Regions from separate parts of the Homo sapiens genome. Here region 2 is linked to region 1. Evidence: chromatin loops called from intact Hi-C (ENCODE). Cell type or tissue: PC-9. All regions are shown on one strand. Each heading gives the region's core, and the rest is flanking DNA. Links, peaks and the distances in the headings are about the cores only. Region 1 overlaps MAP4K3-DT (MAP4K3 divergent transcript). Region 2 has its middle 24 kb from the start of TMEM178A.

Evidence for each region. A loop is a pair of places that touch in the nucleus more often than their neighbours do. Peaks named below come from ENCODE experiments on the same cell type or tissue, not always from the same donor. Only the 100,000 strongest peaks of a DNase experiment are listed, where the experiment ranks them.
Region 2: a loop joins it to region 1, with 11 times the contacts of the local background. A loop is called at or near these places in 1 of 110 quality-filtered maps.

What each region holds. Positions count from the first base shown.
Region 1 is chr2:39,546,224-39,550,626 of GRCh38, reverse strand. All of the region lies in intron 5 of MAP4K3-DT (MAP4K3 divergent transcript), which reads right to left. Among named protein-coding and RNA genes, the nearest start is that of MAP4K3-DT, 110 kb to the right of the region's middle. In PC-9, for the core only: no CTCF peak of the experiment used is centred there; DNase peaks (open chromatin) are centred at 2,566, 3,486 and 3,976; H3K27ac peaks cover 2,404 bases.
Region 2 is chr2:39,640,099-39,644,501 of GRCh38, reverse strand. No RefSeq gene overlaps it. Among named protein-coding and RNA genes, the nearest start is that of TMEM178A, 24 kb to the left of the region's middle. In PC-9, for the core only: no CTCF peak of the experiment used is centred there; a DNase peak (open chromatin) is centred at 1,961.

The DNA of each region.
Region 1 (4,403 bases), core at 267-4,266:
ATTTAGAGCATATACTGTTTACAAATAAGAAAGATGATCTGTACCCAGCTCTGGGCCAGAAACAAGCATTGATTTTAGGGATGAGAAGGCAGTAGTGAAATATCACTTCCAAAGGGACCTGCTGGTTTCTGGATTTTCAAAATATTCTCACCTCATCAAGGAATCCTGGTGAGAATGTCACCTACATGCTGGAGACTGCAAGAGCAACTGGGGCCCTTGAGAAGCTTTCTTTTTTCCTTTTTTTTTTTTTTTTGAGACGGGGTCTCACTCTGTCACCCAGGCTGGAGTGCAGTAGCACAATCGTGGCTCGCTGCAGCCTCCACCTCCCAGGGCTCAAGCGCTCCTCTCGCCTCAGCTTCCTGAATAGCTGGGACTACAGGCATGCGCCACCATGCCTGGCTGATTTTTGTATTTTTTGTAGAAACGAGGTTTCACCATGTTGCCCAGACTGGTCTCAAACTCCTAGACTCAAGCGATCCACCCACCTCAGCCTCCCAAAGTGCTAGGATTACAGGCGTGAGCCACAGCACCTGGCCAAAGCTTTATTTCTATGGCATCAGGGGAAGAAGGGAACAAATAATCCTTAGGTGATGCTGGAAGCTGAGTTTCATGGGTCACTGAGAAGTTAACTGTCACACACACCTGAACATATACCATGGATCAGAAACTGGACTATGGTGAAAGATACACATGGGGTAAGACAAGGAGTTCACAAGAAACTCACAGTTCAGCAGAGAAGACAAATACACAAGCCAGCCATTAGCAGATAAGGGCTTCCAGTCCCCACCTTTTCTCCAACATAGTAAATGCTATCTTTCCCTGCCTGCTGGTGCCTCCCTGGCCATCAGGGGAGTATGCAGCTTTCCTGGACACTTCCAGGACTTTGGGTTGCAGTCCTGGAGAATGAAAAGGTAAAGACCTAAGGAGGGGGCCTGCTATGCAGGGAGATTGGGCAGATGTACCAAGAAGGAGAGGAAGGGGAGAGAAAAGACGGAAGAGTAGAAGTAGGAAAGGCTCCAGGGCACTGTGATTGGAGAGATTTGATTGGAGAGATTTGGAGAGAAGGAAGGGGTTTCAAGAAATGTTGCTAGGCATTCCAGTCTTGATTCCTTTTAAAATTGTTTTGCAACTGTAAAGGTTGGGCTTCCTTTTCGTTATTTTGTGCTACTTGAACTGTTCCTTTTTATCGTCTCTTTGTAGAGACTGGACCAGCTCGGACCTCAGAAGCAGAACTCAGCTTTCCCAATGTGTGGGCAAATTACTCACATCACTCAGCTGTGATTAAAATCAACCCACTAGATCTGAGCCCAAGTGCAAAGAATGGAGATTGAGCAGGCTCAAGTCATAGTGGTTATTTATGTAAAAATAAAAAGCCAAACAAACATTGGGAAGGCAATGCCATAATCAGTGCTATTAAATATGGGAGAATGTGCAGTGAGGGAGGCATTGTGCCAGCCAGAAAACCAGCCTGGGCTGTAAAGCAGCTTCCCAACTTCAACCAAATATGACCACCTGGAGAACTGGTTAAAGTGCAGGGCGGCTACTATTTTAAAAAATTGTTTTAACAGAAAATAAGAAGTGTTGATGAGCATGCAGAGAAGTTGGAACCCTTGTGTACTATTGATGGGAATGTAAAATAGTGTAGTTGCTATCGAAAACAGAGTGGTAGTTCCTCAAAAAATTAAACATAGAATTACCATATGATTCCTTAATTCCATTTCTGGGTATACACAAAAATTGAAAGCAGGGTCTTAAAGAGATATAATACCCATGTTTATTGCAGCACTATTCACAATAGCCAAGAGGTGGAAGCAACCCAAATGCACATCAATAGGTGAAGGGATAAACAAACTGTTGTATATACATACAATGGAATATAATTCCGTCTTTAAAAGGACAGAAATTCTGACACATGTTACAACATGGATGAACCTTGAGGATATTGTGCTAAGTGGAATAAGCCAGCCACAAAAAGACAAATACTGTATTATTTCACTTACATAGGTACCTGGAATAGTCAGATTTATAAAGACAAAGTAGAACGGTGGTTGCCAGGATCTGCAGGGAAAGGGACATGTTGTTTAGTGGGTATAGAGTTTCACTTTTGCAACATGAAAAGTGTTCTGGAGATTGGTTGCACAATAATGTGAATGTGCTTAACAATAGTGAACTATATACTTAAAATGGTTAAGATGGTAAACTTTGGTATGGGTATTTTACCACCACAAGGATTTTTAAAGCAGGTTCTGGTTTAGTAAACCTAGGATGGAGCTAAAGATCCTGCATTTCTAACCATGTGTCATCCCCGACCCCTACTGACTTCAAAAGGGACAGTACCATGTATGAGAGGCCAGTGAGTTAGACCTAGAGCCAGTGAACAAGACAGAGGGTTTATTGAGGGGACTTACATACGGGGTGGTCCAATGGTAGCAGGCTGAACAGGAGAACTGCTACTGTTTGTAAAAAGCATGCAGCTTGTGTCGCGTTTTCACTTAGCACTTTTTCCTTAGTAACCTCCACTTGGCAACCTTCATTTAACCAAAAACAAAGGGCCTCAATAATCCCCTGTATGGCCTGGGGGTTCAGATGTTCCTCATATATAAGGAATGAATCGCCAGGTTGGTCACTTCCGGATTCCTGAGCTCGGAACTCCTAACACACATTCTTCTTAGACCGTAGGGTCATTCTCATGGTATGCTTAAGTTAACTTATTGTTATCCAGTGCATCCATCATGCATCATGTTTACCTTATCCTTTCCTGTCTATATACTAGAATCATCTAGGGATGTTTTTAAAATTCTGTAGCCCAGGCTACACCCCAGACCCACTTAATTGCAGTCTCTGGGGTGGGGCCCAGGCATAGGTGGCTTTTGAAGCTCCCCAGATGGTTCCAATGTGTAGAGAAGTTTGGAAACCACTGTTATCCACTGAATTGGTTTTCACAGGTTGAATCCATCTCACTCTATTCAAATAAAGAACTAACTGAACAACCCAGAACAGGGTTCTTGATCAAGGTCACGCTTCAGAATCGCCTGATAGAGCATTTAAAATACCTGTGTTTTGACTCCGCTACTTCCCACCACCCAAGAGATTTTAATTTAATTGATCTGGAAAAAGGCTCAGGAATAAGGTAGTTTTTACAGCTTCTCAGGCAGTTCTAACAGAAAGCTACTGTCTGAGATGTTTCCATGTTAACTGAGACCTTCTGCTCAGTCTACCTCTCTGCTCTCTGATGCTAGCCCGCCTTCTCAGACTCTGCCCTGTCCCCTTCCCTGTCCTCCATATTAGTCCCAGCATCCCACACTTTGAGGTTGGTTTGATTACACAAGAATTGAGGAGTGGCTGATGATTAAAGAAGCACAATCCCATTTAATCAAGTGTATCTGGCAGGTACTAAATGCTCTTAGAAATCACAGATTTGATACTTTTGTGCCAATTAGCTTCATGCACACAAAATTCTGATCTGTGGTCACAAAACACACAGTTTACTTAAGCCTCATGAGTCATTCATTACCAAAGAAGTCAGAAAAAGGGTGATTGGTTCATACAACCTGTCCTACTGTGAGGGTGGAGTATGCAGGGAATTTTTACACTGTATACCCTAATTGTGTTTTATTCGTTCAGTCATTTAAAAATATACATTTGTTGAGAGCCTACTATGTTTCAGGCACAGTTTAAAGTGCTTGAATAAAACCAGCATGTACTCCCTCAGCTGTGAAAGTTGCCCTTTCCCAGATTAGCTTTAAAATCTAAAGACTTCACATGAAAATGGTTAAGGTGGTAAATTTCATGTTATATGTTCTTTACCACAGTGAAAATTAAACTGTAAGAAAAAAAATCGAAAGATTTGTACCTTAGATGTGAAACAAGGAATGCATTCACATTATTATCTGGATACACTTTGGGATGGTCAAAAAAATGTTAAGCATATTTACAAAGTCACTTTATGAGGTACGGGAAAATTATGGGAGCCATTGCATAATATCTGGGCTTAACAATAGCACTATAATGCAGAGCTTCAGCATTCCGGCAGCATATTAAACCATCTCTAATGTTCGACCTACAGGTTTATGCAACCTCTGGGGCACAGTGTCAGGTGGGGCTAAAAAGAAAACACACTTTATAAACATTGATTGCTTCTTGCTACATCTTGCTAATGTAATCTGTGTTGCAGATTAGAATTAGCATAATATTATATGGGTAATGCCAGACAAAAATGGCCTGAGCCACAGTGCTGTTTTTGGATTTGGTTTTATTCTTCAGGAAGTCACTTTAAGAAGAGCATAGCACGACTTAGTGTTTTCCTGCCAAGGTTGTAAGGGAGGACAAGTTCTCTGCCCTCTCCTTGTTCAAAGAATAAATTGTGAGTAATAGGCTACATCACTGCATCGTGTATGAATGCT
Region 2 (4,403 bases), core at 245-4,244, 94 kb before region 1:
TATCCCAGTTTTTAAGCAACACATGACTTTATACTTTGATGATGAAATGTTTCATCCAACAGCCTAGAGCTACCATAGAACCTCTGTCTCTAGCTGTGGATTTGTGCTTTTTGGCTGTTATGTAATCCCAGGATTACTCTGGGAATTTTGACTGAAACTTTGTAGTTATTTAATCTCCTTTTTTCAAATGTATATTTAGTTGCAGAAGTAATATATATTAATTGCAAACTTTCTAGTACTACAGAAATGTAGGAAGCCAAAGTGCTGGTCCTGGCCGGGTCTGGTGGCTCACGCCTGTAATCCCAGCACTTTGGGAGGCCGAGGCGGGCAGATCACCTGAGGTCAGGAGTTCGAGACCAGCCTGGCCAACATGGTGAATGCCTGTCTCTACTAAAAGTACAAAAATTAGCCAAGCGTGGTGGCGGTTGGCTGCAATCCCAGCTACTCGGAAGGCTGAGGCATGAGAATCACTTGAACCTGGGAGGTGGAGGTTGCAGTGAGCCAAGATCACGCCACTGCACTCCATCCTGGGCCAAGAGCGAGACTCTGTCTCAAAAACAAAACAAAACAAAACAAAACAAAAAACAAAGTGCTGGTCCTTCTTTTACCTGGTCTAACTCCACTTTCCAAAGGTAACACTGTAACCCTGGTTCACACACATGGTTTTTTAAAACACAGAAATGAGATTTTATATATACACACACACATATACATATATATGCCATTTGATGTTTTCCTTAGCAATCTGTGATGGGCATTTTTATCCATATAAAGCTGCCTGGCTGTTTTTCACAGCTACATAATACTCCATTGCAAAAATGTATCATAATTCATCACTTCCCCATCTTTTTGACACTAGGTACCAGTTTTGTGGAAGACAATTTTTACACAGGACAGGGGGCGGGGGTTCAGGATGATTCAAACACATTACATTTATTGTGCACTTTATTTCTATCATTATTTCATACTCACCATAACGTAGAATCAGTGGGAGTCCTGAGCTTGTTTTCCTGCAACTAGACGGTACCATCTGGAGGTGATGGGAGACAGTGACAGATCATTAGGCATTATTAGATTCTCATAAGGAGCGTGCAACCTAGATCCCTTGCGTGTGCAGTTCACAATAGGGTTCACGCTCCTATGAGAATCTAATGCCTGCCGCTGATCTGAGCTCAGGCGGTAATGCTGGCCTGCCGCAGGTCACTTCCTACTCTATGGACAGTTCCTAACAGGCCACGGACCAGTACTGGTCCATGGCCTGGGGGTTGGGGACCCCTGTCATAATTTATGACCCCCTCCGATTTATGTTGTTTCCAATTTGTCTTTATTTATTTATTTATTTATTTATTTGAGGCAGGGTCTCACTTTGTCACCCAGGCTGGAGTGCAGTGGCTTGATCATGGCTCACTGCAGCCTCAACCACCTGGGCTCAGGTGATCCTCCCACCTCAGCCTCCCCAGTAGCTGGAACCACAGGTGTGCACCACCATGTCTGGCTAATTTCTGTATTTTTTGTGGAGATGGGGTTTTGCCATGTTGCCCAGGCTGGTCTAAAACTGGGCTCAACTGACCCACCTGCCTCAGCCTCCCAAAGTGCTGGAATTACAGACGTGAGCCACCGCACCCAGCCAATTTGTCATTCTTCTATACCATGCTGTAATTAACTTCTTTGTATGTGTGTATTTGTGGACACTTGAGTATTTCTGTGGAACTGATTTTAGAAGTCAAAGAGTAAACACCTGCGAGAGAGCTCAGAGAACCCAGACTTTGGTGTTTTCACTTTAAGTAACTGTTCTGATTTTCATCATTCTTTTGTCACCAACTATGCCTCTATGCAGACAATCGCACACAAATCCAAGACAGATACAGTATAGATCGTGCAGTTAGGAATGGCACTAGAATAGAACCCATTGTGTGGGTTGGGGAGGGGTTATCTGGCATGCTCTGCAGGGTGACTCAGCCCTCACATCCATTGCCTCTAACCCTGCCAAAATCTGCATTCCTGCTGACAAGCCGCATCTGTGTGTACAATGAAACTTTTGACCCCACCAGCCTAGGGTTGCTTTAAATATACCAGCGAGGTCATGTCACAGTTAGTGTGCATTCATAAATGACTTTGTAATGAATAAAAACAAGAGAAGCTCAAACTTCCACTCTGCAAATATGTCAGACTCAGTCTCCATTTGGAACCAGGGAACATCAATCTCTCACCAGCCAGGCAAGGTTCTGCCCAGCGGGCTGCTCACCACTCTAGCATCTCTCAGCTCCCACAGTCCCAGCCCATGCATCTGAATTCCACCTCCTGGGAAAATGCTGGAACAAATCCCAACTTTCAGAGTTGTCTTTAGCTTCGAGAAAATATTTTCAGGGATCTAGTTGTATTTACTGAACATTCATGGACCAATTCCTAATGTGTCTAATTTTTTAGACCAACTATAATTCACCTGTTACATTTGGGCTTTTGGCTGTGCTATAATTTTCCTAAATTGAAATATTTCTTATGCTCAAAGATCTCCCTGGTGTTCAAAAGCAAAATTGGTTTCCTATAAAAACTTGTCGTCACTGTCATTAATTAACAGAAAGCAGAATGCCTCTGTGTGTTTACCTTCACAAAGTGTATCCATGCAATGCATTTCTTTCCCAGAGGCATAGTTTATTCCTATATACCAGAAATTAAGAGTGCATTAAAAAAATGCATGTCTTTCACCAGCAGGGAAGTTTTGAGAAGGAGACTACTGTATTTCATGAAAGGACACCAGACACAGGGGTGTGAAAATTAAATAGAGCCTCTCTCTATGAGAAAGTAAATTATGTTATATTGTTCACTTTATCTGAGACTACTTTTCTGTGGTTTGATCCAATTTGCCAAAGAATATATGGGCTGATCATTCAACCAGTTATTAGCTATTCATTGGCCAGCTTTGTGGTTGTTTGACTTGGTAGTAATTCAAGGTAGAACATGTGTATGTTTGTGTGTGTGTGTGTGTGTGTGTGTGTGTGAGATTTTATCACTAGTTGTAAATTCAAGGATTCATAGAAAGAGTTTAAAGTTAGAATTCTTTTAAAATGTGATATAAATATATATATGTGTGTGTGCGTATATATATATATATTCCATTGTGTGTGTATACATACATAAAGGAATATTATTCAACCATAAAAAGAAGTAAATTTGCAACAACATGAATGGACCTGGGAAACATTATGCTAAGTGAAATAAGCCAGATGCAGAAAGACAAATACTGCAAGCGCCCACCTGCATGTGGAATCTAAAATAAAACTCACAGAACCAGAGAGTAAAATGGTGATTGCCAAGGGCACAGGGTGAGGGAAGGAGGAGGAAATAGGGAGATGTTTGTCAAAGGGTATAAAGTTTCAGTTAGGTAAGATGAATGGGTCCTGGGGATCTAATGTACATCATGATGTCTGTGTTTAATACTGTAGTGTACACTTTAAATTTGCTAAAATGGTAGATCTTAAGTGTTCTTACCACAAATAAAAAGAAAAAGAGAATGGCAACTATGTGAGGTGATAGACATGCTAGCAGTTTCATTGTGGTAATCGTTTCACAACGTATGCATATATCAAAACATCAAGTTGCACATCTTGAATATGTACAATTCTGACTTGTCAATTACAGCTCAATAAAGCTGAAAAAAAGAATTCTTTTAAAGACTGGTGCTGGAAAGTGAGACTAAAACAAATGTTCTCTGTGTGGTTTATGTTTCAGTCAACATGATTTGAGTCATGAAATATCTAAACTCATGAGCCATTTTGTAATATTAGTTACAGTTCTATATGCATTAGATGATTTTAAGTCATAGTGACTTCTGGATATGCCCTTAAAGTCTGCAACCACATTTTATATTATTTTTCCCTCTGTGACCTTTATAACAAGGTTAGGGATGTAAGTAATGTTGATAAGTACTAGACATTTGATAAACACTTGCTGACTTTAATTAGAGATGATTTCTTCCCCCCACTACTTATGTTCTATGATAGAAAACATAAAATATTTTAACTTAAAAATTCTCAGAATCTTTCAGGCTCATCACTCAGAAGAAGCAGGAGGCACAGTGGGGCTGCAGTGGAAGGAAATAGCCTTGTTGGCAGTCCTCTTTTCTTTCCCCCTTCTGTTGAGAGCAGGCCAGAGCCAAACAGAGCAATGCCATGTGTCCTGGGAGCATTGAGTAACATCAATTCTATTAAACTGAAGATGGGACAGAGCCCAGACTCTGGCAGGCAGGCGGTCTGCTAGGGCCTTGGCAGCAAAGGGCAGATAGGCATGGGCACGGTGAACCAGACTATAAGCCAGGCCAGTTGCAAACTTTAAGGTCCTGCATCCAGTCTGACAGGTGCCACTCACTGTCCTGTAAAAGGGTAAAAAGACCTGCAAGATTCACT